Linked DNA regions of Homo sapiens: region 2 is linked to region 1. Evidence: chromatin contacts called from ENCODE Hi-C or POLR2A ChIA-PET data. All regions are on one chromosome and are shown on one strand. Each heading gives the region's core, a stretch centred on a gene start or an enhancer-like site at or near the end of the contact. The rest is flanking DNA. Distances are from core to core; before and after follow the strand shown.

Evidence for each region. A loop is a pair of places that touch in the nucleus more often than their neighbours do. ChIA-PET counts read pairs that join two places held with the same protein, here RNA polymerase II (POLR2A). Pooled maps may share reads with other maps.
Region 2: a loop to region 1 is called in a map of B cell, with 1.8 times the contacts of the local background. The contact joins two enhancer-like sites. A Hi-C loop is called at or near these places in 1 of 168 maps with a recorded cell type or tissue (B cell) and 7 of 50 pooled maps. POLR2A ChIA-PET finds 5 or more read pairs at or near these places in 10 of 52 experiments (OCI-LY7, PC-9, RWPE1 and 6 more).

The regions. Positions count from the first base shown.
Region 1 is chr3:188,242,120-188,248,049 of GRCh38, reverse strand. All of the region lies in intron 2 of LPP (LIM domain containing preferred translocation partner in lipoma), which reads right to left. Among named protein-coding and RNA genes, the nearest start is that of FLJ42393, 67 kb to the right of the region's middle. Within about 2 kb of position 3,494, at least 4 of the 41 ENCODE cell types and tissues checked have a DNase peak (open chromatin) inside an H3K27ac peak, as active enhancers do.
Region 2 is chr3:188,167,324-188,173,525 of GRCh38, reverse strand. All of the region lies in intron 1 of LPP (LIM domain containing preferred translocation partner in lipoma), which reads right to left. Among named protein-coding and RNA genes, the nearest start is that of FLJ42393, 8.1 kb to the left of the region's middle. Within about 2 kb of position 3,530, at least 8 of the 41 ENCODE cell types and tissues checked have a DNase peak (open chromatin) inside an H3K27ac peak, as active enhancers do.

The DNA.
Region 1 (5,930 bases), core at 2,245-4,744:
AGTTCTAAACTCTCGGGAGCTTTAAAATGTAACTGAGCTTGGGTCTCACCCACAGACACTGTGACTGAGATGAGCATTGTAGCATAAAGTTCCTCTGAAGATTTTAATATGTGGCCAAGTTTGCAAACCACTAGGCTAGAATATTTTAAACTCTTCTACATCCACTAAGTCTTAGGAAAATCGTCAATCCTCTGCTGCTTTACAGTGTCCTTAGATTGATATTGATCACATCTTTTTTTTTTTTTTTTTCTGAGATGGAGTCTCACTCTGTCGCCCAGCCTGGAGTGCAATGGCGCAATCTCGTCTCACTGCAACCTCCACCTCCCAAGTTCAAGCGATTCTCCTGCTTCAGCCTCCCAAGTAGCTAGGATTACAGGCATGTGCCACCATGCCCAGCTAATTTTTGTATTTTTAGTAGAAACAGGGTTTCACCATGTTGACCAGGCTGGTCTTGAACTCCAGACCTCAGGCGCCCACCTTGGCCTCCCAAAATGCTGGGATTACAGGCATGAGCCAACGCACCCAGCCTGATCACATCATTTTATCTCTCACTTTTGCTCAATTTCCACAAAAGTGAAATGACAAAAATTACAAACCAATTTCACCAATCTATAGAAAAAATTATTAATAAATGTTAAAGTCTTTGCATACACAAGTATTAGTTTTGACAACATCCTTAACACAGTGTATAAAACTATTTCTTAACTTTTCAAAGGTATTGCTCTCCTACCAACTAGTCTATAACCAGATGAAGGCTCTAAAAATAGCCTCAGCGTTTTTTTTTTTTTCCCACTAAAGTGCCCTGCAACTAAGACTTTGGGTGTGAGTTGTACTACTCACAGAACCCTTGATCTCAGGGTAAGAAGAATTCTCCAGAGGTCTTCTGGACAGTTCCTTGCCTTCATGCCGAAAAGAGCTCATTACCCCATTTCACAGATGGGTCAAGTGAGGCCCAGGAAATTAGAGTGATCTGAACTCAGTCACACACAGGTCTCCACACAAACATGTCAAGCTTTTAAGTACTGACTGAGTAGAATTCTTTTTCTATTAATAGTTCATCTGGGTGACTTAAGACAACCAGAGTTCTCTCTCCAGGTCTTGGCTCACCAATCTCTAAGAAAAGAAGGCTGAAATCCCATCATTTCTGGTCTGAGGCTGTAGAAAGAGAGAAATGCCTCAGATGTCAATAAATTATTAAGTTACTTAATTGATTAGTAACTTCGAACAAGATATTTTGTGTGACTAAGCCTCCATTTCCCTATTTACAAATTAGGAAGGATAATATTGTGAGAATTAAGGAATCCAGTTGATTCAGTTAAATAATCATCTGAGTCCCTACTTTGTGTCTCATCTATGTCAGATGGTAGGAAAATGTGGGTGTATTCAGTGCTCCTGCCCTGTGGGGGACTCACAGGCTTTCACCCTTTTCCAGGGAAAATGTTGTTGCTGAATAGAAAATGTAGAAACTGGAAGGAATATTTAAGATCTCATGCCCTATTTAGACTATTTAAATTCATAAGACATGGAAAGTCAGCAGAGATTTCAGATAAGAGAAATGAAATACAATTGCTATATCATCTATGAAGAGGAAAGAATTCCCTGTAATTAAATATCAAAACACTGAGCTTGGGATATGAGAAGGGGCAGAGAGTGTTAATCACAAACAAATTAGTGAGATAAATTGCAGGGTATCTGCTTCCTAAAGGCTTTAGAAAGTTATTGAGGCTGATAATTACAGAAATTCTATGGGTTTTCATTCCTACTTGAAGGGTAGACCAAAGAAATAGACACCTAGACATATCAGCCTGATCCCAATGTTCTCAGGTACCAGAGATTTAATGTTAATGAAAGAAAAAAAAAAAGTTGTAGACAGCATCTAGTTCAATAACCTCATTTTACAGATAAAAGAATAGACAGGAATAGAGAAACATGTCTGGGATGATAAAACAATTAAAAAGCAGATAGGACATCCAAGGGATATTCTAAGTCATTTCTCCATTAGAAAATCCTCACATCATTTCACACGATTTTATGGTATCAGTCCAAAAATAAAGTAAAAAACTTTGAAAATACATTTCAACAATTACAGTCAAGAAACAGAAATTTTTCCTTTTCCTGATAAAATAAAAAGCATTCACAGACAAATGAAAACAGTGAGGGTAGTACAATATATTCATCATTATTTTGTTTTTTGTGAAAGCAGGGCTGGGCTGGGTGTGGTGTCTCACACCTATAATCTTAGCACTTTGGAAGGCCGAGGTGGGAGGATCACCGAGCTCAGTAGTTGGAGAGAGCCTGGGCAACATAGTGAGACCTCGTGTCTACAAAAGAAATAAATAAATAAAAGCAGGGCACACACAAATGCAACGTTATTTTGATCTTAAAAAAAAAAAAGTGTGGGGTTAGAAAAGAGGGAAGCATGCCTTCTATTTTATTAAATTTACTTTGTGGTCTTTATTGCATAGGTGACATTATCATATAAGGTACCTTCTAAGAGGAGGTGAAAAGGCAAAAGGAAGGCAAAGGTGGTGGAATGAAGTTTAGGTCAGCAAACATCTACTGAGAATTTTCTCTGCTAATGGCTCTGGGCCAGGATCTGTGAGGAATAGAATCATAAGAAAATACCATCCCTGCCCACAAACTGTTTAAAAGCAAACAAGCCTGTAATCCCAGCACTTTGGGAGGCCGAGGCAGGCAGATCACGAGGTCAGAAGTTCGAGACCAGCATGACCAACATGATGAAACCCTGTCTCTATGAAAAATACAAAAATTAGTCAGGCGTAGTGGCGGGTGCCTGTAATCCCAGCTACTTGGGAGGCTGAGGCAGGAGAATTGCTTGAACCCGGGAGGCAGAGGTTGCAGTGAGCCAAGATTGTGTCACTGCACTCCAGCCTGGGTGACAGAGCAAGACTCTGTTTCAAAAGAAAAAAAAGGCGGGGGCAGGGTGGGAAACAAGGCAGAATTATGCTAACAATTTACCCTAATACAAGCCTAGAATGATGAGTGCAAAGAAGAGGACAAAAATCACCACTAACAACGGACCAAGAATGAGACACTAGGTAGCCACCCATTAGACACGGTCCATGCCCTCAAGGAACATATGCCTAGTAAGGAGATACAAAATCATTCATCCATCATTCATTCACTCAGATTCATTGAAAATCTACCATGAACCAGATACCGATGTACATGCTGAGGCTTCAGAAATGAGCAGGACATGGCTGAGTTCACAGTTCAGGGCAGACAACAAACACATAATGCTGAGTAGACACCAGGCAGTGTGATTAAGCCAAAGGAGATGTGTTTTAAAAGCCTAGGTTACTCAGAGAGAGAGGGGTAGATTATCAGAGATGACACGGAAAAGGCACCTCTACAACAAACAATCATACTTTTGACTCTAATACAATGGAGAATGAATAAAGCGTCTAATAGAGAAGAGTGCCACACACAGTGAGAAAGTCCCTAGGGAGTATTCTGACCAAAGTCTTGGTCTTGAAGGAGAGGCATAGTCTTCTAATTGCTTTGATGAATCACAGACCAAACAGTGATTCAGCTCTGAAAGAAACCTTAGAGATGGGCATTCCAAGGTCTCATGGGGTTAGTAGCAGAAGCAGGACTGGAACCCAGAACCCAAGTTGGACCACTAGACTGGTGCCTCTCCCTAAGCCCACTCTGCCTCTTCCATGTCTGTGAATGAGCTTACCACTCCTAGCTATGCAAAACTGCATAGAACCATTTCAGCAAGAGGCTCAGGTAGCATTAAAGAAGTTCCCACCTCAACGATGTCAATTTTTTGTTACTGTTGTCTTGAGGAAGCATGTTTGCTTTTAAACGCTCCCAAATTAAAAGCCATTCTCAGCCTTCCTACAATTGTATGTGCGCTGGGCGCAGTGGCTCACTTCTATAATCCCAGAACTTTGGCAGGCCGAGGCAGGCAGATATCTTAAGGCCAGGAGTTCGAGACCAGCCTGCACAACACGGTGAAACCCCACCTCTACTAAAAATACAAAAATTAGCCGGGCGTGGTGACGGGCACCTGTAAGCTACTCAGGAGGCTGAGGCAGGAGAATCGCTTGAACCCGGGAAGTGGAGGTTGTGGTGAGCAGAGATTGTGCCTCTACTCTCCAGCCTGCGCGACAGAGCGAGACTCTGTCTCAAAAAAATAAAAATTTTAAAAATAAAATAATTAATTAAAAAAAAAGATGTGGACCTGAACTCAGATTAGTGTCAGAGTGAACTTTCTAGTTAGCCTCCTCTTTCCACAGTGAAGAAATTACACCCAGAGAGACTGAGGTTAGTCACCCTGTCCAATCACAGCACCAGTTACACAGCACCTGAACTCAGAAGGGTCTAGCACCTTTTGCTCAGTGCTGCCAGTGTGGTGGTCTATGGCCTCATTCTCATAGCCTGCAAGTGATAGACCCCAGGACAGCAAGAATCATGCCAAAAGGATAACATCAATTAGCCTGTGTATTGTAGAAACAGATCACGAGATTTTAGAACGTAAAGAAAGAGAAAAAGAAACGATTTATTTCGCAGCTTTCCGTGCAAGCTTTTCAAAGGCCCTTCCCAGATCCGGCCTTCTGAGACACCACCCCAAGCCCCCGGAGGTTTGTTCTCTACTTAAATTGCCCCAAACTATGCTGTTTTCCTATCAATACTCAACAGCAAAGATGGAAAAGAATTGCCAATTTCTTGTGAATCCTGAAGATTTCCTTTATGAGTCATGGGAAACTAAAATAACCTGAGGGGTAGGGGGAACGGTAGAAACAGTTTTAAATCGGTTCTCACTAGTTTGTTTTACAGTGTGGTATAACTCCTGAGAACAGAAAAAATCAAGTTTCTAGAGTTGTTGTAAAAATAGGAGTTTTTGTCAGGTTGTGTCAGCTGTCACTGTGGCATTTCTTATTAGTATTTTTCTGTCTTTTTTTTGTTATATTAATTATAGTTTGATCACTGTAAGAGCTATTTTGAATCTATGGGACTTTCCTAACCAGATTGTTTTGGCATTTTAAAGTTACTCACATTCAGGGCCTAAACAATATAGCAAGTATCTTTTCTTCCTCTCTTTTTTATACTCAAATTCTGAACAAAGGAACCATCTGTTCTCTCTCTGAAAACATCAGCCCTTGTTTTCATTTTTCATTAATCATAATGCCTCAAACTTACATAATCTCTTTCTCCAACTTGCTTATTAAAGCATTTTGTAGACATCGCCTCATTCGTCTTCAATATCATCCCCTACAAACTAAGGAGAAAGGGGAAATGTTTGCTAATTTTCACTTAGGTAAGTGATTATCAGATGTTTAATGAATTTTGCATGAATGATGGCATGTTAGCCTCAGAAGGGACCTTGATGATCACCTGGCCCAGTTCTGGCTCTTGCATTTGTAAAATGAAGACCCAGAAAGGAGAAGTGATTTCACATTCTATTTGTGTACCTAACTCTCTACTCCTGACTGTAAGTGGTGAGGGTAAGAACCGTGTCTTTCACAGTTTTGTATCTCCAGTACCTGGTGTGTATTTGTTGAATGGATGAAAATGCTTGCAAATAGTCACACAGGTGGCTATGACAGAGCTGGGGTCAGAGCTCTACTCTCCTGCCTTCCCATTCAATGTGTGTGGTTTTTTTTTCCTTCTTCTTTTCCTTCTCTCTCTCTCTCTCTGTCTCTCTCTTTCTTTTTATAATACAATATAGACCTGAATGCAAGAAGAATCAAGCAGAGACACAACTAAAAAGGTGATGAGGATGGAGAGGATAAAAAGCAGGCTTTTACCTATAAGTTAGAAATAGGTTGAACAAACCCAGTAGAAATCAAGTTTAGCCATTAGCCATGCTAAAAAATAACCCATGTTAAGGCTGAGTGTCTAAAAGCTCTGCATTCCTTATGTGTGCCATATATTTAAGGATTTAGTGGATTCCTTAAACA
Region 2 (6,202 bases), core at 2,281-4,780, 75 kb after region 1:
GTTTTTTTTGTTTTTGTTTTTTTTGAGACGGAGTCACTCTGTTGCCCAGGCTGGAGTACAATGGCACAATCTCAGCTCACTGCAACCTCTGCCTCTCAGGTTCAAGTGATTTTCCTTCCTCAGCCTCCTGAGTAGCTGGTACTACAGGCGTGAGCCACCACACCCGGCTAATTTTTGTATTTTTTTAAATAGAGATGGGCTTTCTCCATGTTAGCCACGCTGGCCTCGAACTCCTGACCTCAGGTGATCTGCCTGCCTCAGCCTCCCAAAGTGCTGGGATTACAGGCATGAGCCACCGCGCCTGACCTGTAATAGGCTTTTCTATAAGGAATCCTTCTCTAAATATTAAGGAATATGGGCCAGGCGTGGTGGCTTACACCTGTAATCCCAGCAGTTTAAAAGGCTGAGGCAGGAGGATGGCTAGAGCCCAAGGGTTTGAAACCAGCCTGGGCAACACAGTGAGACCCTGTCGCTACAAAAAATACAAAAATTTATCTGGGTGTGGTGGCATGCACCTGTTGTCCCAGCTACCCCAGAGGCTGAGGTGGGAGGATTGCTTGAACCCAGAAGGTCAAAGCTGCAGTGAGCTATGATCACACAAGTGGGGGACCCCAGCCTAGGGGACAGAGCAAGACCTTGTCTCAAAAAAATAAGTAAATAAATATTAAAGAAGATGAAAGTTTTAAAATGATCCTAAACTGGGTATCCTGGACTAGATCTTGGAACAGAAAGAGGAACTTAGTGGAAAAGCTGGTGAAATCTAAATAGTTTGGAGTTTAGTTCACAGTAATGTACCAACATCAGTTTCTTAGTTTTGACAAACGTTCCATAGTAATGTAAGACATCAAAAATGAGGACAAGTGGGTGAGTAGTATATGAAAATTCCCTGTACAATTTTTACTTTTCTATCAACCTAAAATTACTCCAAAATTAAAAGTTTATTTAAAAAGACAACAATAACAAAAAAAACACAATCATTTAGATAATCTCTATTATCTTTTCCAAATCGCCATTTTGTGACTTAATAAGGGTAACACATAATAACAGTGGCTAATATTTAATGGGCACTTATCACATGTCAGGCTCTGTTCTAAGGGCTTTATATGTATTAACTCATTTAATCCTCACAACAAGATAAGTAATTTTCTTATTATTATTTTATGGATGAGGCAACAGAGGCCTAAAAATACTGAGCAACAAGTTGAGGTATTTTTGGCAGGCCAGAATGCAAATCCAGGCAGTGTAGCTCCAGAGCTCTGGCCCTTAAGCACTACATACTTAGAGCAGAGTTTTCCAGATGCTTCTGGAATTGGGCCTATCTAACCAGGAATAGCCAAAGGACTAAAGGCAAAGACTGAGAGGTGAGTAGTTTGTTTAATACAAAAGAAGAGGAAGCAAAAAGGACTCTCAAGGTGAATTCTTAGCTTCTGAAAATCTCTACTGGAGAAGAACCAAACCTCGCCGAGGTTACCAATGGCCTCTCCACATGGGAATGACATCCTTGGCCTTGTCCTAACTGTGTTCTGCCCTCTCTGGCATATCATCCTTGAAGAGTTGCACCACCAGCCCACATCATGCCCTCTAGTCGGCTACTTGCTGGCTGTCTGCTGACATTTTCATCCCTGAAGTGTCAGTTCGGGTAGAGAGTGAAATGAAACATGCAGGCTGTCTTTTCAAGGCCTGCAAAATAAGCTTAAGCTTTCCACATGACCAGTTTTCCTAGATACTCAAGAATCCACGCTGAGAACCTAGTAGTGCATTGCCCAATCCTAGAAAGCAAAAACCCCACCTTTCCAATTGATAATATACCTCATGGACTGTTGTTTCCACTAAGTGTCAAAAAGAAAGCATCTCACCTCCATTATGGGATCCTTGAGGATAAGACTTGGTCTCACTCATGGAACAACAATATGATTCCATAAAGAAATGGTGCTAATCTCTTGGAAAGATTTGTAGCTGGCCAGGACCACCACCCGGCAATCTGTGCCTCCATTGCAATCATTTGTCTTTGGGAGGTTTCAGAGTGGACAGCATCCATAGGCATAGCCTGAAGGGAAAAAGGTGAGGAGAGAGGAAGCTATCCAGATGGAGAATGAGAAAGGAAGATTTACAGCATTGAGGGTGTAGACAAGAAAGAGATAAGCTTGGGTGACTAAAAAGCAATGGCAATAAAAAGAAAATGAATCCAGAAGCAGTCAGGATGGAAGAGAACCAATATTCATGGAATGCCTACTTTGTGTAGGCATGAACTATGCTCACTGCAGGAGTTTCCTCATACTGCCAGGCTCAAAAGTACATGGAGGATCAAGCAATCCAGGGTGACTGCAGCTTGTGTTGACTTAGTAAACATTCAAATTCAACATTTTCTAGTTAAAAGGCCCTGAGAGTACACATAGCGTAACCCTAACGTTTCATACACAGATAAACTGAGACTCAGACTCAGAAAAATTCAAGCCCAAAATGGAATGAGAAATACAACCCAGGTTTGCCAGTGTTCCTTTTGATACAGATATGAAAAACAAGGAAGGTATTGCTGAGAGGCTCTGAAAGAATTCACTGTTACGTGAAATCTCCCATGATATGGCAGACCAGATTTGTAGATTATCCTCTACCTCATCTAGCATGTTCCATCTGCTGGTTGCTACCAGAGGGGAGGAAATTGGTAGCATTATTTTAAATGAAGTAGATGTCTTTCCAGGAAGATATAAAAGGGTACCTTGCCTTAGATGAAGAAGATGATTCAGATGAATAAGAATGAAAAATGAAGACACAGGTGATTCACCAGAATAAGAGAAGCTGGGGGGAAGGTAAGTTGGAGGAAGTGGTAGATGACAAGGTAAACGGAAACTAGACTGACTAGAATGATGCTGTTGATGAAGAAGCTGAGACTCCCTCGGCTGGGCATGGTGGCTCACACCTGTAATCTCAGCACTTTGTGAGATCGAGGCGGGCAGATCACAAGGTTGGAAGTTTGAGACCAGCCTGGCCAACGTGGTGAAACCCCATCTCTACTAAAAATACAAAAAAATTAGCTGGGCATGGTGGGACACACCTGTAATCCCAGCTACTCAGGAGGCTGAGGCAGTGGAATTGCTTGAGCCTGGGAGGCGGAGGTTGCAGTCAGCCGAAATCATACCACTGCACTCCAGCCTGGGCAATAGAGCGAGACTCCCTCTCAAAAAAAAAAAAAAAAAAAGAAAAGAAAAGAAAAGAAACTGAGACTCCCTCTCATAAGAGTGATTCACAAGGCAGAGGCTCTGCCCCAAACAAAGCATGAGAATGAAAATGTCTTACAGACGTGAATCAACAATCACTTCTGCAGATGGGCAGTCACGCAGTTGGAACAAAGCCGAAGGCAGAAAGTTCTGCGCCAAAAAATTCATTGCCTCTTACCTCTCCATATTCAGGCTATAATAAAAATTGGTCTACATTATATCAATGTGTTAGGGAGTCTCCACCAAATCAGCCATGTCAGAATTTCACTGTTATTCTGTTCCCGATGATGCTCTGGCAACCCTCCAGGCCTCTCTGCCTACACAGTCTATCTCCCGCTAGACCCAGCGCTCCTCCATGAGGAAAGGCTGTCCTGGTTACATACCCTCCACTCCAGTTAAAAGACTCTATGTCTAAAATCACCCACTCTATGTGCACAACTTTCAGACAAAGTAGAATTCTGACCCTGTATCATAGTTACTAGGGTGAATGTCTGAGTACCCCTTCTGGGCTGTGGGAGGTTCGTGGCCAGGGTCCACGGCCCACAGCAGCTTTCCCCAAAGCATATTACATCACTGAACCCAGGAAATGCTCTGGTACAAAGGGTAGTAGTGGGGTGCAGGGGTTCTATGATCAAATAACTTTGGGAAACAAACCTTCCGGGAGGTCAGAATGCGCATTCGTTTATTAAAGTCTCAAAATCCCATGGTAAAGATACACAATACTGAAATTTCCTTAATTTTGTTTAACTTGGACTTTTCCAAACTTACTTGGCTACAGGACCCTTTTCTTAATAAAACAGCCTTAACACTTTGGGAAATACTGTCTTACAGAATCACAGCATTCTAAAGGACCTTCATGTTCCTACAGCTGAACTTTGCAGCTTTCACACTGGTCTGTGTCCTCTTTAAGAGCAGGGGCCTTGTCTGAATCAAGGTGTATCCAAACACTCAGCTAAGTGCCTTACACACTGCAAGCCAATAATACGTGTTACACGGATAAACTAAACCCAATCCTCTCATTTCTAGGATGAGAAAATAAAACCAAATATGTCAGAATGACCTCTTTTATAGCTTCCTTAGGGTTTAAAAGAAGCCTCTCACAGAGAATGTGCTCAATACCTTTTGAAAAACGAAATGTTAATAGAATAGGATTGAAGAAAAAAGAAAAGATTGAAAAAGTTTCTCAGTTATACTACGAGCCCAAAGTTTCTATAACATGATGGACTGCTGCCTCTTCTCCTCTTTCACCCAAGTGAAGTCTTAAGTAGAAGAAAATAAAAATGATGAATCAAAAAAGGAAAACTGTAGGAAAACCAAAGGCCCCTTGGGATGGGAGGTGGGGGAGGTGGTGTTTGCAAACTGATGGGGATAAACAAGACTTGTCTGTATCTAATTTAGACTTAATAAGATAGTTTGCTGAATGTTAATTAAATACTCAGTGGTTGTTACCAACTGTGGTGATTAACTTAATTTTGAATTAAATAAGCAATAAATGCTTAACTGAAGTTCTATTAAATTTTACCCAGCAAGTGAGAAATATGAGGCTCTTAATTGACTTTAAACAAGATAGTTATGGCAAGTTAGTTGAATTTTTATTACCTGAAGATAACTGCCTTATTAAATCTAAATTGTCTATTTTATTTGATAGGGAAATATGTCATCAGTTCTTCTCATTTACCAAAAACATGTCAAAAGAGGTTCACAACTGGTCTGAAATGCTTGGCTTGGGATTTACTTCCTGATCTTATTTTAATATTAAGTTTATTCATTTAAGAATGAATTTAGACTTAAGCATTAGAGAGGTCTAGGAAGGAATTATATTTACAACTGAAGAACCAGGTGACCATGTTTTCTAAACCAAAAATCAGGACTCTGATTTTTCAACGTAGACACAGTTTAGAGATGTTCTTTAACATCACAATACTGAAATTTCCAGGATGTCGCCATGGTTTAAAAGGCTATGGACACAAAACATTTAAAATCATTACTGTTCAAATAAATGGTTGGCTCTGCTACTGAACAAGCTGTACGGCCCTGGGTAATTAACCTCACTTTTCTAGACTTCAACTATCACACATGTTAAATGAAGAGGTTGGAAGTCACTGTTTTCATTCATTTATTTTTTTCTTCATAGTATGTGCAGCACGTGCCTGGCACGGAGTAGGTAGCTCAATAAAGACTGAGAGAATGAATGAATGCACAAATAAATAAATTTAAGCAGCTCAAAACATTAAACATTTTTAGCCCTTTTATATCAAGCGTCTTCAGCCCAGACTATTTCTAAATATTGTCATATGACAATCCATATAAAGAGAAACACAAACAATAAACCACTACTTGGGAAATTTTTTTAGTAATCAAAGAAATTCAAATTAAAACAATAATAAGATATTTCTTACATATTAATTTAGCAAAGACAAATGCAAGTTATAAAATTAAATCCTGGTAAGTGCACAGAGAAACAAGTAGATTCACATACTGCTAATGACTGTGCAAGTCAATAGTCTTTCTGGAGGCTGACTGGCAACTGATCTGAAAAGTCATAGAAATAGTTGGGACTTTTGTGCTATAATTCTTCTCTGAAAGAACTTAAAACATATTTAGCCAGTCAGCAAACACTGGGTCTACCATAGGTCATAATTTGGAGAAATAAAAGGAAAAATACAGTGAGTGCATTATTAGCTAATGGGTTGACAGAGAATCCTAAAAAAAAAAAAAAACAACACACACACAAAGATAACATTTTTCAGTGGCACTGCATGGCAGGCCTTTGTTTTGTTTTGTTTTGTTTTGTTTTGTTTTGTTTTGTGGTGGTGGAGTCTTGCTCCGTTGCCCAGGCTAGAGTACAGTGGTGGCACAATCTCAGCTCACTGCAACCTCTGCCTCCTGGGTTCAAGCAATTCTACTGCCTCAGCTTCCCAAGTAGCTGGGACTAAAGGCACATGCCACCATGCCCAGCTAATTTTTGTATTTTTAGTAGAGACAGC